Linked DNA regions of Homo sapiens: all the other regions are linked to region 2. Evidence: read pairs that join two places in POLR2A ChIA-PET (ENCODE). Cell type or tissue: OCI-LY7. All regions are shown on one strand.

Region 1 (4,000 bases), 74 kb before region 2:
CTGAGTTCCCAAACCCCTCTTTGTAAAGCACAAGTCAGAGATGCTCCTGTGACTTGCAGTTTTCCCAGGCATGTCCTCAAACTTTGGCTCAATAAACCTCTAGTGATTGAGACACTTGCCTCAGTCACTTTTTTTGGGGTTAACAAATGAATTAGGTCAGACAAAGGAGAATAAGCATCCTATGATTCCATTTACTTAAAAGGGCAAGAAACAAAAACTAATCTATGGTAAGAGGAGACCAGTGATTGTCCGGGAATGGGACAGGTTGGCATGGAGAGGGAAGCTAGAGACAGATGGAGAGGATTACAAAGGTGCATAAGGAAGCTTTTTGAGGTGATGAATATGTTCATTATCTTGACTATAATATTGGATTCACCAGAGAGAGCATACATATGTTAAAACTTATTAAACTATATATTTTAAACATGTACGGTATATCGTATGTCAACATGGCTCAAAGAAAGTATTTGAAATACATTTGTATAAGTTTTTGATGCAATTAAATCATCCAAAAGATTCCAACTACTACACTCTTGTTATATTACCAGATCATTACTATGTCTGATCAAATTGTTCTGCACTACATACAACCATAATAATCACTTGCAGTGTTTAAATATTTTTGGAAAAGTGGATGTTCATTTCTTTTTGAAGTACAAAAATAAAAATATTACATTCTAAGAAAATAATGATGATGATACTTAAGAGTAACTGTTTACTTTAGGGAACATGGCTTAGTATCATTATAATAGAGCGAATTCTAGGGTAATTCTTATTTCTGAAACTATTAAGGTATAGTAACTGACATTTTAACTAACACTTGCAAAATTTCTGGCTTAAAAAATCATTATAGGATGGAAAAATACCATGGTCACCAGGAGATAATTTATATAATTTATATTACAATCTCAAAATGCTAGAAAGACCTAACGACTGCATATTTCCATATCCATTTGAGAGATACATAGGAATCACTGATGATTATTTATATAGGCAGAAAAATATATGTAAATCTATAGCAAATGCATGTTAAACATCCAGTTGCTTCCCCAAATGAACTATTCATTGCTTTGTGACAATGAAAGGCATCTTTAACATGGGCCTCAGAAGCTACCACAAAGCACATAGCTGCTGATGGAAGGAAATTCCACCTGCTAAACCTCTTCTCCAATGATGAGATCAAAGGAATTTCTCTGCTTGTAGGCTATTTTATAAACCTCACAGAGCTATTCCACAACATGCTTCTGTCCAGATCTATGAGCTCACTTGAGCCAGGTGTCATATCCCACCAGGGATGGAAGTGTTGGGGGTCTCCTTAGTACTGCTGCCCTTCAAATCTGGAGTAGAAGCTTCAGCAGCCATCACGACCCTGATCCTCAAAACCTACCTTCTTCAGACACCTGATATGAGCTCAATCACCTGATGAAGAGCTGCACAGGGACAGAGAGAAGCCAGCAATCACTGTGCTTTCTTGGAGTAACTATGTGCCAGGCATTAAGCTAGGCACTGAGTCAGTGACCAGTGACAATAATACAACTGGGTAGTGATCATAACAACCAGAGATACAATGGGATTCTCACCAGGGCCTTTTTCTTCTCCTTTTCCCATCTGTCTCCCAATAACAAATTTGAAAAGGAATAAGAGGCCTGAATTCATACAGACATTCACCATCCTGCAATAACCACAGGGCTACCTACCGGCTTGCACCTGTATCACTGAAGCTTCCAGCAATCCTGTGGGTGAGCATTTTTATCCCCATTTCACAGAGGAAGACGCTAGGCTCAGAGAGAGTGTTTACCTGTCTCATTTTTTGGCACCTTGCCTTTACTTGGAAAGTAGCTCCGGGACACCCCTGGAGCAGGACACCACATTCACTGGGGCCAAGGGAGTCCTACTTCTCCCTGCCTCATCAGACAGCGAGGGCAACTTGTCCCAAAGCGGGAACAAGGCAACTTGGATATGGGATCTCTTCCTCTCTCTACATCGCAGAGCACCCGCAGCCACAGTTGAGTCTAAACACCTGAAGACGAAACCCTGCTCTCCTCACCAGGCCAAGTCGGTCTCCATTAAAAAGTCGTCATGGTTGTCACAGTCGCCAAAATGACGTCAGGTTACTATGGTAACCGCGATGCGCAGGCTTGTCCTCCACACCGAAAATGCTTCTGCACGACCCTCCCCTTCAAGCCTTCGCCTTTCCCTGGAAGCGAAACACCTTCATTCTTCAAGCCACCACCTGAGAAAATTTAATAGTAATAATTAGAGGAACTAGGCTGGGACCCAAGCAATTGGAGGAATTTTACAGGTTGTGGAAACAAAGCACGTCTCTGTTGTCAGGAATTTTACTTGCTTACAAGTGACAGTAGAGGAGTATCATCAGTACACAGAGACCCAGGGAGCCATTCTAAGGCTCTCGGTGATGAGATGGCCCTCTGAGGGGGAACAGGTACAACTCACAGATCATGCTAAGCAGACATCTGTGGCAGAAAACTAAGAGACTGCCTATAATCATGTGACTGAATGACCTAGAGACACCAAAATATGTCATTTAAGAAATCTCAGAGTTATTTCAAGGAATCAGGACAAGAATATTATACTTACTTAGTAGGCAGAAACTTATTCAATTGAATCATATACAGATGCTCTTCAACTTAGGATGGGGCTATATCCTGACAATCCTATCTTTAGGTTGAAAATATCATAATTCAAAAATGCATTTAATACATCACTAAACCTATTATAAAGTGGAAAAACCGTAAGTTGAACCACCATAAGTCAGGGACCGTTGGTATTGAGTTACCCTGGGAGATTCTTACCCTCCATTTCTGATATTTTCATCCATGTGGTGGGGCATCCATGACAAAAGCAATTCCATCCTCTCTGCACACTCACTCCTTCTCTATCACAGGAATCAGCTACTTGATTAGCAAGTTGAGAAGGAGAACCACGGGTTGCACAGCCAAGGCCCTTTCCCTTTAAAACTCTTGGTACGAAAGAAATAAGTTCTAATGTTTTATAGCAGAGAAGGGTGACTATAGTTAACAACAATGTATTACATATTTCAAAATAGCTAGAAGAAAGGACTTGAAATGTTCCCAACATATAGATATGATAAATACTCGAGGTGATGGATACCCTAAATACCCTGACTTGATCATTACATATTCTATGCATGTAACAAAATATCACATGTACCCCATAAACATGTACAATATTATGTATTAACTTTTTGAAAATGTGTTCTGCTCTGCCCTCAGGAGTGGGTCTTCCAATAGGCTCAAATCTCTCCTTCCATTTTCTGGGTCTCACTGGCTTCCCAACTGTTTCTATGATCTTGCTCCAAAATGCTCGGGTCTTTAAGCGGCCTCCAAAATAACTGCCACTCCAAGTTTGAGCTCTAAACCAACTAAGAGTTATGGCAAAAGCATAAGGAGAATAGTACATCAACTTTATTCCCTGTAAAGGTGAGATTGGAGAATGTGTCTTAGATGTGCTGGCATGTGGGCTTCCTATTAATGAGCTACAGAATTGGACAGACTTATCTACCCAGCAGGGCTATGCTGAGACAGCCACAAACGTCAAGAACTAAAATGCATATTCCATCTGCTATCTGCTGAAGGAGTCCTGCCTTTGTGTGCCCAAGGAAAGTGACTTCCTTGCTAAAGGCTATCTCTATAGGAGGAGAAAATATTCCAGGACACCTTCTTTGAGGAACATTTCTCAAAGTGAATAAACACCTCTCTGTTCTGATTGTATACTCACCAAGCAAACTTCTGAGGATATGGTTTTCCATATGGCCTGCAGAGCCATTTATGACAACACTTTCTTACTCCCTTAACAAGCATGATTACAGTGGAGGCTCACCTTATGGAAAAGGATTGGAATTGATTTCTAAATTCCAAGAGTAGAATGAAAATCATACATCAGAAAAATTTATCTTGGAAATCTCTTCAAGAAGGAATTGATGGAATGTTCAGAAGTTTATACTCACACATTAACCCAC
Region 2 (4,000 bases):
GTGTCTCACAGAATGGAAGGGGAAAGAACCAGAATAGAAGCTGTGGCAATTTTAAGCTGTCAAGGATGAAAGGTACTTTTATTATTTTATACCTGTTCTGTACCACTCCACAGGGCAGAGCCAGGACCAATGTGTGTAAACTACTGGGAGGCAGATTTTAACTCAACAGAAGCAAAAATCAATTAATTAATTAATTTTAAAACTCTGAATGATTAGAACTTTCTGAGATTTCAGTGAGATATCTTATAAGGCAGTGAGTTCTCCATCACAGGATTTAAGAAGAATAAGGATAGAAATGAATGAAATGGGACTTCTCTAGGAAAGAAACTATACAAATGAGAAACCAACCCTTGATGAAAAAATAAGAAGGCATAGTGAAACTTGGTTTTAAAGACACATCTCACAGAGAAATTGGAAAGTAAAACAGTTATAAAAAAGATATGAAGGTAAACTAATATTTGTCTAAATGCTATCTCAACACAAAGTTAATCAGATATCAGAGAAAAGCAACAAACAGTTCTTAAAAGGGGAAATTTCACATGAATTTCTGTTCAGAAACTTACTAAACAGCCTGGCTTTAAAACAAAATCCCAGGATCCTCACAGATCAGATGGTCATCTACCCTGAAAGTGTAAAACACAGAGGGAAGGGAAGTAGTATGCTCTGTAGGGGAAAGAGCATCTGCATAAGAAAGTAGCATCCAGGCTGATGTGAGTAGATGAGAGGCAGGCATAAGGTTAAAGATCATAAAATACTGTTAGATAAAAAAAAATACATATTGCAATGACAATTGAAAATGCTAGCATAATTGTAGTCCTGCTATTCAGTATGTGGTCAACAGAATTATTGCATAGTTTAATATGGAATGCCCTCCCTGCTGCATCTATCTTTTGGGGTCCAGCAGTCCCAGAACTCAAATATTTGTTGATTTAGTGAATTAATATAAACTTCCTCAACCAGAAGCACCAAGAGGTGGCTGGTTAAGGATTGAGAGTCCCAGTAAAATCTATTTATTCTATTATGAATAACTACTGAATAATTTATATATATGTACACATGTATATAAATATATTTTATAATCTATTCAGTGTGTATACATGCATATATATGCGTGTATATATATACACGCATATATATGTGTGTATATATATACACACATAGAGAGAATAATGCCAAGCTCTCCACCAAGGACTATCCCATTTCAGATAATAAGTGTTCTGGACTGTTTGTACTTAGATGGACAAATACGTATTTGATTTATGAAAATCAAAGTATTCATTCTTTTTAGATCTACAAACTTTACAAACTCAACTCTTTCTACAGGTCTCGAACTGAATGATTACCAATTTAGATCTGGGGGCTCAAAAAAACAAAATGTGATGTCAAGAAAAAGTGAAAGATTGTCTCCCATGAAAGTGACAAGAGATGAAACATGCTGAATGAGCCTAAATGGACATGATGGAGATACGGATGTGGATTAAAACTGAGAGTGTTGGGATATAAGGATATAATACTGATTTATGAAGGTGAACAGTCAAACGTCAGTGCAGGATCTGAACTGCAGGGGAAATAAGGGGCCTTGGTGGCTAAGGAAGGGAGGAGGGGAGAAAGAGGTGGTACTAGGGGAAGTAGCACAGAGGAAGAGGCAATACTACCCGAGACTAGATGCGGACCGTCTCTGGCAACCAGGAAAAGGCAAATACAAAGAGAGGTGAGTGACAATGCCTGGTGTGTCTCGGGTCAGAGAACACTAGCAGGCACTAGCAGGTGGCTGCGGCAGGGCCGCAGATCAAAGTGGTAACTGGGGATCTGAGTTCGGCAGTGACGCGCGTCCCTCACGTGACCAGGAGCCTCTATGTGCCCAAGTCCCTCTCGTCCCGGTCTTTTTTTTGCCTGTCCACCATCTCCCTATTACCCTTTGGTCGAGAGGGAAAGCAGAAGAAGTAAGTTCCCTCTACCCTCTTAAATCGGTGTGAGTGTCGGCGCTGCCTAGTAACCCGGGGAATGGGGTTGACAGAATCGGGATGGCGGAGTCCAGGCCTTTCCCTAAGCTCCAGCCCCGCCCCCCGCGCCCACATTTCTGTGCAAAATATGGTGGTCTTTGGGGCGGGGTGGGGAGGCGAGTACCTCCCCCGTCCCCCGGGAGGGGGGTACAGACATTTGGAAATAGTTTCTAAAAATGCTTCGCTTCCACTTCTCATCTGAAAAGAAATGGCAAGCTTTGCGGGGTGGGGAGGTGGGAGCACGGAGGACGAAGCTTGACGCAGGGGCTGAGACGAAAAGAGAACCCGAGAGCTAGGGGAGCGTGCAGGCAGTGGCTGGTGCCCAGAAAGTGGGGGGTGGGGGGTGTCAGTCAGTCCGTCCCTCCTCCCCACTCCCCGCCCCCTACCCTGTCTTGCGTCTGTGTGCAGGTCTGCTGGTCACAGCGGGGCACCTCGAGGAGAGGACGACTAGGAGCACACGGCCCGGAAAGGTCCAGGTCAGGGAAGGGGTACGCAGTGGGCCGGGACTGGGGCGCGAGGGTGGACGCCGAAAGGCATGGAGTCTGCAGGCCGCACTGTCCCGCCCCTGTCACTGCGGGCGAGGCCTGTAGCAAAGCCTGCTGGGAAAATGGTGGGCTTTCGGGAAGGAGGGGGCGACCGGGAAGCGGCGGAGTCGGGAGAGCCGGAGAGCCTCTGGGAAAGCGCAAGGTTGAGGACCTGGCCCCCGAATCAGGAAAAGGCAGGTATTGGAACCCACGGCCTGGGTGTTAGTCCAGCCGCTTAGTATTCTGACTCTATTCTGCCTTTCTTGTCTCCTAAGAATAACTGTGCTTGAAGAAGAAAATTCCCAACATGGACAAACCACGCAAAGAAAATGAAGAAGAGCCGCAGAGCGCGCCCAAGACCGATGAGGAGAGGCCTCCGGTGGAGCACTCTCCCGAAAAGCAGTCCCCCGAGGAGCAGTCTTCGGAGGAGCAGTCCTCGGAGGAGGAGTTCTTTCCTGAGGAGCTCTTGCCTGAGCTCCTGCCTGAGATGCTCCTCTCGGAGGAGCGCCCTCCGCAGGAGGGTCTTTCCAGGAAGGACCTGTTTGAGGGGCGCCCTCCCATGGAGCAGCCTCCTTGTGGAGTAGGAAAACATAAGCTTGAAGAAGGAAGCTTTAAAGAAAGGTTGGCTCGTTCTCGCCCGCAATTTAGAGGGGACATACATGGCAGAAATTTAAGCAATGAGGAGATGATACAGGCAGCAGATGAGCTAGAAGAGATGAAAAGAGTAAGAAACAAACTGATGATAATGCACTGGAAGGCAAAACGGAGCCGTCCTTATCCTATTTAATGTGTTCGGCCTTTAATTCTGTTTTGCCTGCTAATAGTATTGCCATTGCCACCTGGACTTTCTGTTTGCATTTTCTTAATGCCTTTTCCCATATTCTGAATTTTAACTTTTTGTGAGGCTTTATTTTAGATGTTTAGCATGTAACTCGCTTAAAGTTGAGGTTTCCCCCTAAAATCTACAAGTTTCCCTCTTTCAGTCATGAGCCCTACACATTTGCATGAAAGATGTACATTATATATTGTGAAACGAAAAAAGCAATTTTCAAATGGTATATATTGTATCCCATTTTTGTAAAAAAAATGTATATTTATATATTAATATGCAAAGAAAAAGCTAAAAGTATAGACTTCAAAGGCATAACAGTGGTTGTGTGGTAAGATAATAGGTGATTTTTTAAATTTTTGTTTTATCTGAATTTCTCATTTTTTCAGGACAAACGTTTTACTTGTGTTGCAAAAATATATAATGAAAAAATCACACAATTTTGAAGAAAACTGTCAATCAGCTTATAACGACAATGTGGCACTTAATAAATACTTGTCAGAACTTTAAAAAAAGTGAATCCTATGTTTTTTTCTGAATCTCTTAGGCACAAATATTAGCCAGATATGGATTATATTTAATAGTCATTTTGTTCTCATTTAAATAGGAATAATACTTGCTTTACAGTGCTACTGTGGGACCAG
Region 3 (4,000 bases), 180 kb after region 2:
AGGGCAAGAGGGTCAGTAAGAAACAGGGCCCCCTTCCCCCTGGGCTTCGGGGATCCAGCTAACTGGCTGGAAATGCACCTTTGCCTGTGGCTTCTTGCCCAAGACCTGGCTAGCTTGGCTTTCCTGTTTGCTGTACATGTTGGGATTGACTTCATATTCTGCCTAGAGACTAGGACCCATGAAGAAGGGGCCCAGGCCCTTTCTTTGTCACCTTTCAAGCCTATTAATGGTTGTTATGGAATGAATGCTAGTGAAATTCATATGTTGAAGCTCTAACCCCTTATAGGATGGTATTTGGAGAAGGGGATCTTTGGGAGGTAATTAGGTTTAGATGAGGTCATGAGGGTGGGGTCCTCACAATGACATTGGTGTCCTTATAAGAAAAGGGAGAGACCAGAGCATGATTTCTCTCTCTCTGTCTCTCTCGCTCTCTCTCTGTTATGTGAGGAAACAATAAGATGGTGGCCATCTGCAAGCTAGTAAAAGGGCCCTCTGGAGAGCCTGACCATCCTAGTCTGGGATTTCCAGCCTCCAGAACTGTAAGAGATAAATTTCTTTCTTTCTTTCTTTTTTTATGGAGTTTTGCTCTTGTTGCCCAGGCTGGAGTGCAATGGCTCAATCTTGGCTCACCACAACCTCCGCCTCCTGGGTTCAAGCAATTCTCCTGCCTCAGCCTCCCGAGTAGCTGGGATTACAGGCATGGGCCACCACACCCGGCTAATTTTGTATTTTTAATAGAGACAGCATTTCTCCATGTTGGTCAGGCTGGTCTTGAACTCCTGACCTCAGGTGATCTGCCTGCCTTGGCCTCCCAAAGTGCTGGGATTACAGGCGTGACCCACCATGCTCGGCTTAATTTCTGTTGTTTTTAACCACCTAGCCTGTGATATTTTTTATTGCTGCCTGAGCTGACTAAGACAATGATGCTGCAAGAAACCTTGCCACCAGAGCAGCTAAGATGAACCCCCATGGAGCCACTGCCATGCAGCATGGTAGTTCAAGCTGGGGCAGGCACCAGTGCCTCCCATCCATTCTTTCAGGTATTCATTCTTTTTTTTTTTTTCTCAGAGGCAGGGTCTCTCTTTGTTGCCCAGGCTGAAGTCATACTCCTGGGATCAAATGATCCTCCCACCTCGACCTCCAAAGTAGCTGGGACTGCAAGTATGTGCCACTGTACCTGGCTTAATTAAAAAATCTTTAGCTGGCACCTACCCTATGCCTGGCCCTGCACTAGGTGCTGTAGGGTGCACAGTAGGCCCAGGCCTCAACTTTGTGGCGCTTAGTGGCTAGTAGGAAGGAGCCTTGCTGAAGAATCATACACATGGAAAGTGAGACACAATAGAATTTTTTAAACCCCAGGATATTGTGAACACCTATAAGACTGAGTAAGGGGCCAGGAAAGAACTCCAAGGGGGTGATGTTTAAGTCTGGACACCAAGAAAAAGAAGGCACCAGCTAGGCAAATAGTGAAGGGGAGATTGGTGCAGGTGGAGGGATGAAGTGAATTCCTGCTTCCCAGGCAGGGCATTTCCAAACTCTTTTGTCTTAGCAGAGTGTGGCTTTTTGAGGTCTGGATGCCTGTTGGCTTCTACTGCCCTAACAAACTCTCTGACTACTGCCATCTGGGCTTTGCATCAGAGTCACCAGAAAAACTTGATAAGATGCAGATGCCTGGGCTGCACCACCCTTTGAGACTTTAAGCAGGTCATGGTGGGGTCCAGGAATCTGCATTTTAACAAAGCCCCCAGGTGGATCTGCTACAAGTAGTCTGCTGTTCTGTGAATGCTTCTTTGAAGGCACTGGCAGGATAAAGTCTAAATGCCATGGCATAACCTGCGTGACTCTTCAGCTTTTCCTGTCTATTGTTATAGCTGTCTCGCTAGTCACCTTCCTCTAGGCTTCTCATGCCCACTCCCACCACACCTATCCTCCACAACATGAGTAATCATTCTCTAACCCAAACCTAAGCTTCCTACCCCTTTGCTTAGAACACCTTCTTTTATTCCTTTTTCCTTTCACAATAGATCCCCATTTCTTAACATGGTATCAATCATGCTTCTGCCACTTCCCATTTACTCTCTTCACCTTCATACCTCAAACAGTACCTGACGCTGGGAAGACATTGAACAGATATTTATTTAATTGCTACAGTAATGGGACTTAAATATGTCATATTTCACTGAAAAACCTGGGGATATTTCAAGTTATAAAAATCATGTCCAGGAGGGAAAGAACTGTCTTTAGTTATCGGAAGTCCTGTGTCATGTGGAATCCTTGTTTTGAGTGGCCCTAGGACCAAGGAGTGGAAGTCATAAGAAGTCAGAATTTACTCAATATAAGGGATCATGTGCCATTTTTGCAAGATATAATGATCTGCTTCAAAAAATGGTAAGTTTTCTGTCTCCTGAGGTATTCTAGCATTGACTCTGTGGCAGGCATTTGGTGAAAATACTCAAGCATTGGGTGAAAATACTCAAGCATTGGGTGGAATTTGGACAAAACAACCTACTAGTGAAATCACAGGATTCTATGAGGAAGTAAAAGTGAAGAGGGGAAGAAAATAATCTCTCCATTCCAGGGAAATAGAATATTGTGGTTAATTATCATGTCACTATGCAACATGCATGAAATGCTTATTCTCCATACCATAAAATAGACCTAATAATAATAACCCTTAGTTTTTCTTTGATGATCCAGAAATTAATTTGGGCTCTTGCAATGTCTAGGGGTTCCCGTTATAAACATTAATTTTTATTATAATAGTGACATGTGGAAATGCCAGTTAAAATCTCTGCCAGAATGTCAAATAAACATGCTTTATTACTGTAACTAAAGAAATATTCTAGAAAAAAAATTTAAAAATGTATCATGCAGAGACACAATAGCTTTCCAACTCAATTTAGTATATACAAAAAAATTACCTTAGGACAAAGAGCCATGCCATCACAATCTAAAGAATAACACTACAGATTAGAAGACTCATTTGGCTGAAATACAGCTAATAACAAAAGCTAATGACTTAGTCTTCTTAGGTGGCTATAAAAATACCATAGACGGGATGGCTTAACAACAGAAATTTATTTCTCATAGTTCTGAAGGCTGGGAAAGAGCCTTCAAGATCAAGGTCTTGGCAGATTCAGTGTCTGGTGGGGCCCCCTTCCTGGTTTACAGATAGCTACCCTCTTCTTGTATCCTCAAAGCAGAAAAAGAGAGAGAAAGAGAGGTCTCCTCTCTTTCTCTCTCTCTCTCTTTTATGGAAAGCGGGGGCAAGGAGTTTCTCTCTGTCACCCAGGCTGGAGTGCAGTGGCATGAACATGACTCATTGCAGCCTGGACCTCCTAGGCTCAAGCAATCCTCCTGCTTCAGCCTTTGAAGTAGCTGGGAAAACAGGTATGTGCCACCATACCCTCTTTCTCTTCTTATAAGGGCACGAATCCCATTATGAAGGCTCCACTCTCACGAATTAATAGCTAACTGTAATTACCTCCTAAAGACTCCACCACCAAATACCATCACATGGAAGATTAAGTTTTTAACATATTAATTAGGGAGATATATTCAGCCAATAGCAACCAAAAACTGCTGCATAGTTGTCAATTAAACACCAATTTCCACAGTTCATTGCCAATAGCTATTTTTCTTATTTTATCTCTACATGAAAGAAACAAGGAGAGTGTGGGACTGAGTAGTAGGATCTTGGTGATCCTCCCTGTCAAGTACCTCTTTCTTTGTTCTATTTAGTATGGACACTTAGATTGTATCATTTAGGTAATTTTAAATCAGACTTTTAAAGACTTGGGTCACTAACGAAAACCAACAACTCTGATTTTAACAACAATTTTCTGTAGCTTTTGTTTATTCAGTAAGTCAGAGACTATTGTGGAGGCACAACTTCTCAGTAGTTCCTAGGGTTACTTCCTTTTGGGAGGAGCAACAAGGATATGACAGACTCTGGGAAAATTTCTTCCAGGCCAGAGCTGCTTGCTACTGTTTGCTTCTG

What was found. Peaks named below come from ENCODE experiments on the same cell type or tissue, not always from the same donor. Only the 100,000 strongest peaks of a DNase experiment are listed, where the experiment ranks them.
Region 1: POLR2A ChIA-PET joins it to region 2 with 8 read pairs; 5 of 35 experiments call an interaction of 5 or more read pairs at or near these places.
Region 3: POLR2A ChIA-PET joins it to region 2 with 5 read pairs; 2 of 35 experiments call an interaction of 5 or more read pairs at or near these places.

What each region holds. Positions count from the first base shown.
Region 1 is chrX:103,552,879-103,556,878 of GRCh38, forward strand. It overlaps LINC02589 (long intergenic non-protein coding RNA 2589), which reads right to left and starts at 2,075. Exons shown (of 6, transcript NR_131237.1): 1 at 2,048-2,075. RefSeq lists an enhancer at 1,870-3,069. In OCI-LY7, no CTCF peak of the experiment used is centred here; a DNase peak (open chromatin) is centred at 2,093; H3K4me3 peaks cover 1,541 bases.
Region 2 is chrX:103,627,083-103,631,082 of GRCh38, forward strand. It overlaps TCEAL1 (transcription elongation factor A like 1), which reads left to right and starts at 1,893. Exons shown (of 3, transcript NM_004780.3): 1 at 1,893-1,943; 2 at 2,412-2,491; 3 at 2,803-3,871. The coding sequence starts at 2,835. The coding sequence ends at 3,314. RefSeq lists enhancers at 1,518-1,587, 2,459-2,753, 2,658-2,707, 2,778-2,847. In OCI-LY7, CTCF peaks have their summits at 3,036 (motif pointing left) and 3,242; a DNase peak (open chromatin) is centred at 1,739; H3K4me3 peaks cover 2,403 bases; H3K27ac peaks cover 1,524 bases.
Region 3 is chrX:103,808,747-103,812,746 of GRCh38, forward strand. It overlaps a transcript of RAB9B not described here. Among named protein-coding and RNA genes, the nearest start is that of RAB9B, 22 kb to the right of the region's middle. In OCI-LY7, no CTCF peak of the experiment used is centred here; no DNase peak of the experiment used is centred here; H3K4me3 peaks cover 504 bases; H3K27ac peaks cover 428 bases.